Linked DNA regions of Homo sapiens: region 1 is linked to region 2. The links are chromatin contacts, found by Hi-C or POLR2A ChIA-PET in ENCODE. All regions are on one chromosome and are shown on one strand. Each heading gives the region's core, a stretch centred on a gene start or an enhancer-like site at or near the end of the contact. The rest is flanking DNA. Distances are from core to core; before and after follow the strand shown.

Region 1 (4,920 bases), core at 1,581-4,080, 5.6 Mb before region 2:
AACAGAGAGAACACATATAGATGTCATGTGGACCTTACACTGCTATCAGGAAAGCACGTACAAAAAATAGTTAAGACGGTTTAAAAAAATCTTCAAGATAGAATTGCTTATCTTGGTATTAAATGGCAGAAGTATCATAATCTCTTTCAAGAAGGAAAAAAAATTAAATATTCCCAGACTGCCCTGCATATTAATAGAAAAAAAATTCTGTTCCACTGTTCTGATAACGAAGTCAAAAGACAGTTACATTCCTCATAAGCCCACAGATAACTAGCACCTGGGCGTGGAGTAACTACTTAATTTTTTTTTTTAACTTCTGATTTTTTGATAGATGGGGATAGAATCAGAAAGAGGAAGAATGTCGGAAGTTTGCCTAGAAAAAAAAAATCTTAAGTTGGAATGATTAGAACTACTGAAATTTAACAGTCCCAAATGCTGTCTTACAGAAAACTAATTACTCTTTTCAAGTTTCAAGGTAATCTGTACAGAAACAGAACTATTAAAGTTGGAGCACTAAGAAAAATTAAAAATACATAAATAAATAAATAAAAATAAAGTTGGAGCACTAAACTGAATAGTCAGTAACACTGGGATCAATTCTCAGGACTGCTATAAGAAAAAAAGGCATATTTCTTTCAAAGATTTATTCGAGTACTTAATAAAATCATTAGTACATGATAAATTCCTGCCTTAACTCCTTTCTTTAAGAAAACTGAGGGAAACTGACAAAGCAAGCTGGTAACATGATTTTTCCTATCATTCCACTGGCTATGAGGGCATGTGTGTTTTGTTCCCCATTGTTGTCCAGTTCGTAGACACAAAGAGGGTGGGTGCTAAGCAAATACTGACTGAACACATGGATTGGTGTTTTCATTTCAACTGATCATGACTAAGTACTGTAGAAGGAAAAGTAAAAATCTCAGGAACATATAAAGTAACCAATTCAATCAGATCTTCCAATTCTGAAAGATTAGGGAAGGTGTGAAGGGGAGCTAAGATGAATCTTAATACATGAATAAGACAGGTGGAGAAGAGCACAAAAGGGTAGAAGAAAAGCACTTAAAAAGGAACCAGCATAAGGCCAGGCACGGTGGCTCACCCCTGTAATCCCAGCACTTTGGGAGGCTGAGGCGGGCAGATCACCTGAGCTCAGGAGTTTGAGACCAGCCTGCCCAAAATGGTGAAACCCCGTCTCTACTAAAAATACAAAAAATTAGCCCGGTGTGGTGGCGGGAATCCCAACTACTCGGGAGGCTGAGGCAGGAGACTCGCTTGAACCCGGGAAGTGGAGGTTGCAGTGAGCTGAGATCACGTCACTGTGAAACTCTATCTCAAAAAAAAAAAAAAAAAAATTCATAGCAGGGCAGGGCGCGGTGGCTCACACCTGTAATCCCAGCACTCTGGGAGGCCGATGTGGGCGGGTCACCTGAGGTCAGGAGCTCCAGACCAGCCTGGCCAACATAACCAAAACAACCTGGCTAAATTCAATCTCGGCTAAAAAAAAAACTACACAAATCAGCCAGGCATGGTGGCGCGCGCCTGTAATCCCAGCTACTCGGGAGGCTGAGACAGGAGAATCGCTTGAACCCAGGAGGCAGAGGCTGCAGGGAGCCGAGACTGCACCACAGCACTCCAGCCTGGGCGACAGAGAAAGACTGTCTTAAAAAAAAATTATTAAAGACTTCTCAGAAAATAGTAATCTTTCTTCTGGTTAAGAATAAAACTTAAAAAGTTATCAGTGCCTACAGATTAATCACTCTTCTGTGGTAGAAAAATTTCGACGATTCTGCACGTCAAAGCAAACAAGGTAAACAAAACCACTAATTACTAAAAACCTTTTGGATTTAGAAACCTAACTCGCCGGGCGCGGTGGCTCACGCCAGTAATCCCAGCACTTTGGGAGGCCGAGGCGGGCGGAATACGAGGTCAGGGAATCGAGACCATCCTGGCTAACACGGTGAAACCCCGTCTCTACTAAAGAAACCCCGTCTCTACTAAAAATACAAAAAATCAGCCGGGCGTGGTGACGGGCGCTTGTAGTCCCAGCTCGTCGGGAGGCCGAGGCAGGGGAATGGCGTGAACCCGGGGGGCGGAGCTTGCAGTGAGTCGAGATTGCGCCACTGCACTCCAGCCTGGGAAACAGAGCAAGACTCCGCCTCAAAAAAAAATAAAAAAGAAACCTAACTCAAGCCAGGGTGAGACTACGAATCACGGCTTTGGCTTTAAGTGCCTGTTGTACTAAGACCGATGTAATCACCTCGGTCAAGTCCCTTTGCCTTTGGCCTCAGTTTCCTCATTTGCTAACGCTGGGCAGGGAGAAGAGAGTCAAACTTTGCTGTTCTCACTGGGCATCTGAGATATGGAGGGAAGGGCGGAACAGAGGCGAGACACCCGACCCGACCGCTGATGTCGCCCCAAAAAGAAGTCAGCTCGCAGGGCTCTGGAGGCTTCAGCAAGCCAGGCCACCCAGACTCCTCGCTCCAGCAACCCCGGGGCCTGCCCAAGCCGGTGGGGCAGGAAGGAGGGCCGAAGGGCCTAACCCCTTCCTTGCTACTCGTTGACTTCCTACCTTTACTGCATACAATTTGCCGCCTTTCTGCCCCAGATACACTTTCCCGAAGGCGCCCCGGCTAATGGGCTTCACTATGCTGAATTCCTCAATGGAGGGCGGTTTTGGCACTGCGATCCTATTCACGCCCTCCTCAGTCGCCGCGCCTCCTCCAGGCTCCTTCTTGCTTCCCGCGGTGGGATCCATCGCTGGACAGCATACAGCGGCCCCGCAGACACTGCCCCTCCGCGAGCAGCCACTCCCGCCAACTGGGTTCAAAGTGAGGCTCCGCCCACGCCGCGCGCGGCCGTGACGTCACCCCGCCGCCGCGCCCCGCCCTCGTCACCTCCCCTACGCAGACGCGGACGGAGGGGGCGTCGGGAAAGCCCCGACTTCGCAGCCTTACACTCTTCGTGGGCGGCGACCGCGGCCCCACTGACATCATTCCTCATGAGGGAGGAGGCACAAACAGTTCTGGGCCGACCAGAAAAAGGACGACTGGGACTTGACTCTGAATCGCAGGATTTGAAGAGATTTCTCCTGGCTTCCCAACGAGGCTGGTGGGAAGCGGTCCTCCTCCCATACACGACCTCCCACCCTCGCGAGGCGTAGAAACCAGTTCTGACTGTACAGTAAAGCGAGGGCCAGGGCTGAGGTCTGGAAGCTAATGAAAGCACAGAAAGTGTCGAAACTGGATGAGCAGGAAGCGAGTGGCCTCCCCTGTCATCTGACGTTTTCCCAGGATGTAATTTGCCTGACTGAAACAGATCAGGACCAACAGGGAGAGTTTTCGATTTAGTGTGAGGAAAAGAGCACTAAATTGTAGCAAAAGACCTTATTGCTCAAGGCCCAGTCAGAAGATTTCATAAGGAAGCTGTAGAAAGTCTTAAGAGGAAATCAGCCGGGCGTGGTGGCGGGCACCTGTAATCCCAGCTACTCGGGAGGCTGAGGCAGGAGAATCGCTTGAACCCGGGGAGCAGAGGTTGCAGTGAGCCGAGATCGCGCCACTGTACGCCAGCCTGGGCGAAAGAACGAAACTCCGTCTCCAAAAAAAAAAAAAACGAAGAAAAAGTCCAAAGAGGGTAAAGGCTGTTCTCCCCTTAAAAAACAGCTAAAGACCTTTGGGGGCGCTGCTCCTTGTAAATGTCAACTACTTCCGCGGGAAAGAACGCGCAGGCACTTGGCCTTGTGGGCGCTCACTTGCCCCGGAAGTACTGTTGAGTTAGCGCCTCGCCTTCCGGGGCGGATTGTCTGTCGTTGCAGTAGCTGTAGGAAGGGGAGGCCATTTTCCGTTTCTGGGAGGAGTGAGGGGCAACGGGTCGGAGAAAAAGGAAAAAAGAAGGGCTCAGCGCCTCCCCGCCGGGCCGTGGACAGAGGGGCACAGTTTCGGCAGGCGGGTGAGGTCGCTGAGGGCCCGCCGGAGATGTTTTCCTTGTCGAGCACGGTGCAACCCCAGGTAAGCCAGGCATTCAGCCCATTTTTTTTCCTCCCGCCCTGCCCGTGGCTGTTTGCAAATTGCGCTCGTGGAAGCGATTTCTCAGAAGGGACTCTAGAAATGAAGTGATGTACTCAATGCGAATCCCAGGATTGAGGAGTGGATCAGGGGACGACGCTGAGAGTGGGCCGGAGACTTCAGTGCTGACGATGAAGCTGTTGAGGGCAGAGGCGGGATGTGAGCTCAGTGATAGAGAGAGACCCTGGCTTATCGAACTGATTGCGTGGAATTTCTGCTAGAGAATCCGTCCGGCATTGTTCAGTGTCCGGCGTTCTGGGGTGGGAAAATGTCTGTACCATACATTAAAGGGAGCAGGTAATGTTCCCTTTTTTCCGACTTTCCAGTGGCTTTAGTGTTCACAGCCCCTATCCCCTGCTCTTTATTTCCTTTTAAATGGAATTTAAATTTAACCCAAACATGGTATAATATTTCGGATGGCCAGCCATGCAAGTTTTTTTCTCATTTTGACCAGAAGTAACTAAAATGTGTATTTCCGAGTCGTAAACTGTTTGCAGTTAAAATTTTGATTCAGCCTCATCCTCATCGTTTTGTAAAACAAAAGGTAGTGAAGAGAAAAATGATTTCAAGGGTTTTCATTACGCTCTTGGGCAATCACTTGTGACAATGTTTTATTCTTGCTTCATTCCAGTCTCTTTTTTTGATGGTAACATTTTAATAGATTTTTTGAGAGTTCCTACAGTTTTGCAAAGAAATAGTTTTTAAAACATTGAGTTTTTTTAAAACATAATTTTTAAGAAAATCGACACTCTTAGGTTCTTGATTTAAGCATATGATTGTGTTCCTTTGTGTAACTTTTACTCCCCCTCATTTTAAGAATTTTTAATTTTTTGTGCTAGTACTGGCTAACAAACTGAAG
Region 2 (4,894 bases), core at 1,106-3,605:
ACAGAATTTGTAAAATGTGTCTCACTATAAATGCTCTATCCGTCAAAAAACACAGCATAGGTGTCCAAAACACAGCATCATTGCCCAAAAACTTTATTCAGGTGTACTTCTAGGAAGGAAAATTTAAGATTTGAATAAAAATTTTCTATATTGGGACATAGAAATTATCAAATTTTGATAGTTTATCATCCAATTCATAAGAAATTCCAATTCATAAGAAATTCATTGGCCTTCAAAATGCCAATGAACATGGGATGACCTTAAAATCAGTATCTGGTTTGACACGCATTGTATTCACTCCCTAAAAAAGCAAGACATGCAACTTGGCTCTTCTTTAAAAGTCTAGGGCCAGGCGCAGTGGCTGACGCCGGTAATCCCAGCACTTTGGGAGGCCGAGGCAAGAGGATCACCTGAGGTCAGGAATTTGAGACCAGCCTGGCCAACATGGCGAAACCCCGTCTCTACTAAAAAATACAAATTAGCCGGTGTGCTAGGGTGTGCTTGTTATCCCAGCTACTCAAGAAGCTGAGGCAGGAGAATCAATCGCTTGAACCCAGGAGGCAGAGGTTGCAGTAAGCTGAGATGGCACCACTGCACTACAGCCTGGGTGACAGAGCAAGACTCCGTCTCAACAAAATAAAAAGTAAAAAAATAAAAGTCTGGGAATAAACAGCATTCTCAGAGTAAGTACACTACCTCAGAATCATCACCACTGCTTCTAAAGTCTCCCTTTCCAAGTGTGACATTCGTTTCTCTACAAAATGCACTTTAGCAGATGTTCAAATTTTCGTCTCCCTTTTGGTGGTAGTCCTTTCCAACAGACTACTAAAAACATATGCATCGCTTAATGCCAGATTCAGAAATGCGAAGGGACATGGAGCCACCAAAAAAGAATATAGACTGTTTTGTCCTGGATTCCTTACCACGTGAAATGGGGAAAAGTCGGCCACTTCAAAGGCCAGAAAAGTATCTTACTAGTGTCCTCGGCCTTCTTGTATATCCAAAAACCTCATCAATTGTTAACAACCAGAAATAAACTAAGAGGCTCCCCAAAAGTGACTTGGCACCGCCACCTCTTCAGCCACCTAGGCTGGTGGTGGCCTGCCGCGGCCACCCCACAGGCGCTGCAGCAGCCCCGCCACTCCCGCATGGTCAGCAACGGACTCCGCCATCTCCTCCGCAGACAGCTACCGGGCGGCGGCGGCAGGGCCCGAGCCTTCTGGCTCGGGGTGCAACGGGCCCCGCATCCCTCCCCATCTAAAGAGGCAAGGCGACCCCCAGCCTCCCCACACTGGCGCCGCGTTCCCGAGCCCGTCTCCACGCCACAGGAAGTCTCCAAACACTGCGGCAGACAGGCGGCTGCAGGCCAGGGGAGAAGAGGGCGCTCCACTCTCCCAAACCCACCCCCGTGGCCCCGGGAACCCCGGGAAGGGCGCGCACCGCCCCCGCCCCCGCCCCCGCCCCCACCCCGGCCCAGATCTCGAGGGCGCGGCCGCCGCCCTGCCCCGCCCCGCCCCGCCGAGTCAGCAGACCCCGGCCCCAGGCGCAGGCGGCGGCCGAATGACACTTGAGAGAGTGAGAGCGGAATCACATGACAGTCCGGGCCACACGCACTTTCTCCCACATGCGCGGCCCACACCCCCCGCGCCCCGCCGCGGACCCTCCGCGTCCCTCCCGCGGCCGCGGCACGGGGCGGGGGCGCCGGCGGTTGCGGCCCAGGTGGGGGCGGCGGTGACCGTTGGGCGCAGGCCGGCGCGCCCCGGCGGGCGGTTGGGTGTTTACCTTGATGCACCGCGACGCTGCAGCCGTGCCCGTCGCAATAAACCAGCGGGTTCTCGGCCCAGCCTCTCTCGTCTGAGCAAACGCAACAGCCTCCAATCATCTCCTTCATACTATGGGAGACCTCGTCCTCCAGTGACACGGGCCGGTCGCTAGAGACCATCTAAGAGGGAGTTGGGGGGACCATTAAAAAACACATGCAAGCCGATTAGTGCTTCCCCCCCACACAGCCCCCCGAGCCCGCCCCGGCGCCCCCCGCCCGGCCCGGCAGCCCACCGCTCGCTCACTCGGGCTTTGCCGCTCAGTCACTCACGTTCCGCACAGGAGTCAGGAGCCATGTCCTTGCTGATTCCCCCCACCTCCCCTCCACCGCCTCCTCCGCCTCCTCCTCCTCCTCAGCGTCTTCCCTCCCCACCTCCACCCGGCCGCTAACGCGGGCGCCCGGAGAGGGCACACATAATCAAGAGGGCCTCCGCACAGGCGCACTGGGGGGAGGGGGGGCTCCCGCTGGGCCAGGGGCAGCGAGGGAGGGGAAGGGGGCTGCGCTTCCTCCTCGGAGCGTCACTTGGCGTGCGCGCCCGTCCTGCGGCCGGCGTGAGGGAGGAGGCCTGGGCGAGGCTAGCCCTGCGTGCGCGCTGCCGCGGCCTGTTGGCTGCCCCCGGCCTACCTCCGGGGCCCCGTCCCCCTCCCCCGCGCCGCTCGCCGCCGCCGAGGTGTGCTGGGGGTGGGCGCGAGGGGAGCCGGCGGCGCGCGGAGGCCGGAATGAACGGGCGCGGGGGCGCGCACGCGGGGGCGGGGACGTTAGGGCCGCCCTCTGCAGCGCTGGTGGCGCGGGCCGCGTGTGAGCGTCGGGAAGAGGCCTGGGAGGTGGCGGGGGAGGTGGACGCCCAGGGCTGGGAAGGGGTTTTCTCAGAATCGCCAGAGGGGAGTCCCCGGGGGCATCATCTCCGTGCCCTGGGAACCTACCTGCTGGCCTTTTCCTCCAAGACTGGCCCGTGGAAAACGAGGGTGGGGCGAGTGTGCCAGCTTCCATGAAGGGTGTAATGAAGCATGGCTTCCTGCAGTTGGCCGCGCTAACTTCACAGTGCTGCCGCAGCCACTCCACCCATTAAATTCACGTCCTGGACTCTTCCCAAAGTTCACCCGCTGGAAGTCCTACCAAATCTGCCGCCCATTTTCGCACTACGTGGGCCCCAATGACAAACGAAAGTGTATTCCAGGCTGAAGGTCAAAAGCCTGTGTTAGGGCTGCACTCGGAGAGGGAACGCCAAGGCGCCCCTCAGCTCGGTGTGCAGGACAAATGGTGGTTTATCCGGAATTAGCAATATAATACGATGATCCGGAAAATGCAGTTGTATTACACCAAAAGGAAGAAGGAACTCTAGCCCTCCTAGTCAGTCGCTAAAACATAATTAACGCCATCAGACAGTGGCGTCCAGTTTTGATGGAGGATTCCTCTGATCCGGGTCTTTTCTCCAAATTTATACTTGGAAATGTGAGGTCATTTAAAAGTGGCAGAAAGATGAGAGCTCCCACCTCACAAACAAATGGAAAATGGATTAGGCCTATCTGCATAGATTAATTAGCTGGATGCTGAGCACTTTTAAACTAAAATCTTCCACTGTCTGCCTATTCCTTATGCATCCGTAAAGCCCAATATTGATGTTTAAGCAAAAAATGTCTAATTAGAAAAGTTTCGCATGAAATCAGAATTATGCATAGATTGTTTAAATGACAAGCCCAGTTAAAAGGCGAATTCATGACTTTTGATTAATACCTTGCAGGTACAAAATGGTTCTTTATCAGCAATTCGCATTATAAATGTGCTGATCTGGAAGATGCACTTTCACAGTGCTAAAGCATAGAGAACCCAAGTTCTCCTAGTCGGTCGCCAAAAGATAATATAATGGTTTGGGCTTTAAAAGCCTTCTAAATGTTCTTCTGATAAAGGGGGGTTAGAAAAGGTATCATGGCTGTTTTTCTATTTCAAATTAATTGCTAGAAATCTGTGTAAGAGTGATAATAGGTATACAGCACAATGAGAGCATATATAGCAAATTCAGATGTTTTAAAAGCTGAGATATACAAAGTAATGGCAATTAAAATATACACTAAAACAATGAGAATTCACATAGTGCATTTAGAAAAGGTGACTACAAGACTACATAATATGAATTCTTTTTTGGGATGTGACAACAATTAATACATTTCTGGATATATAATAATTATATTTTTTAACTACCTTAAAAATTTATGAAACTAAAACGGGCTTCAAACAAAACTATACTGTCTTGTGTATCTTAACCATATATTTTATCTTCACCCTTATACAAAGGATACCAGCTCAATATCCAAGTCCTGTTCAGACTCTTACTATAGAGCAATTCTGAGTTAAAAATCAGTGTGAAACTTCCCCTCCCAAACACTGCAGCCAAGCCTTAATGCATTAAATTATTTAAAAACACATTTGTTTTATTTTTAATGCATTGGAGCTTAGTTCTTGTGAAGGAATTAATTTGTATGTAAAGAAGGATGGGTACCTTGCCCTATTCTTTAACACTTAAAACAAATGTAAGTAAACACTTGCTATTTCCTAAACAAAACAAAAAAAATGTATCATTTGTAAGAGGTTTCAGAAATTTTTAAAAATAGGGAAAATGTATTATTTCATAACAGCCTGTATATAAACAATAGTATCTGAAACAAATTTTGTTAAAGATGTATACATAAGTGTTCACAAAATATAATTCAAATTATTTAAAACTGATTTTAACATATGTTGAGTATGAAAATTATAAGAAAAAACATGAGTGTAAATAACTCATTTTCATTTTAACTTGTACCAGATATCAAACTTTTTCTTGTATATCTGAAGTATAATATTTTGTATATTTCTATAAAATGTTAAGTGAAAAGGAAGAAAAGCAGACAGTATAAAACAGTAAAACAGTTCAAATACACAATTAATTATTCATTCAGTAAATATTTATTCAACATTTACTGTGTACTGGGGACTGTTTTGGATATGGGGAATATAGCAGTGAGAAAGTTGTATTTGTCCTTTGTGAGACATATATATATATATATATATATATATATATATATAGTCATATAT

Evidence for each region. Hi-C counts contacts between places; a loop is a spot of excess contacts on that map. ChIA-PET counts read pairs that join two places held with the same protein, here RNA polymerase II (POLR2A). Pooled maps may share reads with other maps.
Region 1: a pooled map shows a loop between it and region 2 (21-fold over the local background). The contact joins the promoter of MASTL here to the promoter of MLLT10 in region 2. A Hi-C loop is called at or near these places in 1 of 37 single-sample maps with no recorded cell type and 10 of 50 pooled maps. POLR2A ChIA-PET finds 5 or more read pairs at or near these places in 1 of 52 experiments (activated B cell).

The regions. Positions count from the first base shown.
Region 1 is chr10:27,153,262-27,158,181 of GRCh38, reverse strand. It overlaps MASTL (microtubule associated serine/threonine kinase like), which reads right to left and starts at 2,830. Exons shown (of 12, transcript NM_001172303.3): 1 at 2,570-2,830. The coding sequence starts at 2,755. YME1L1 (YME1 like 1 ATPase) reads left to right here and starts at 3,798. Exons shown (of 19, transcript NM_014263.4): 1 at 3,798-4,004. The coding sequence starts at 3,972. RefSeq lists enhancers at 2,139-2,388, 3,009-3,068 and silencers at 2,743-2,941, 2,739-2,948.
Region 2 is chr10:21,531,693-21,536,586 of GRCh38, reverse strand. MLLT10 (MLLT10 histone lysine methyltransferase DOT1L cofactor) reads right to left here and starts at 2,355. Exons shown (of 23, transcript NM_001195626.3): 1 at 2,067-2,355; 2 at 1,783-1,942. The coding sequence starts at 1,942. RefSeq lists enhancers at 1-381, 645-1,357, 2,073-2,786 and silencers at 1,418-1,507, 1,648-1,987, 2,098-2,167, 2,178-2,707.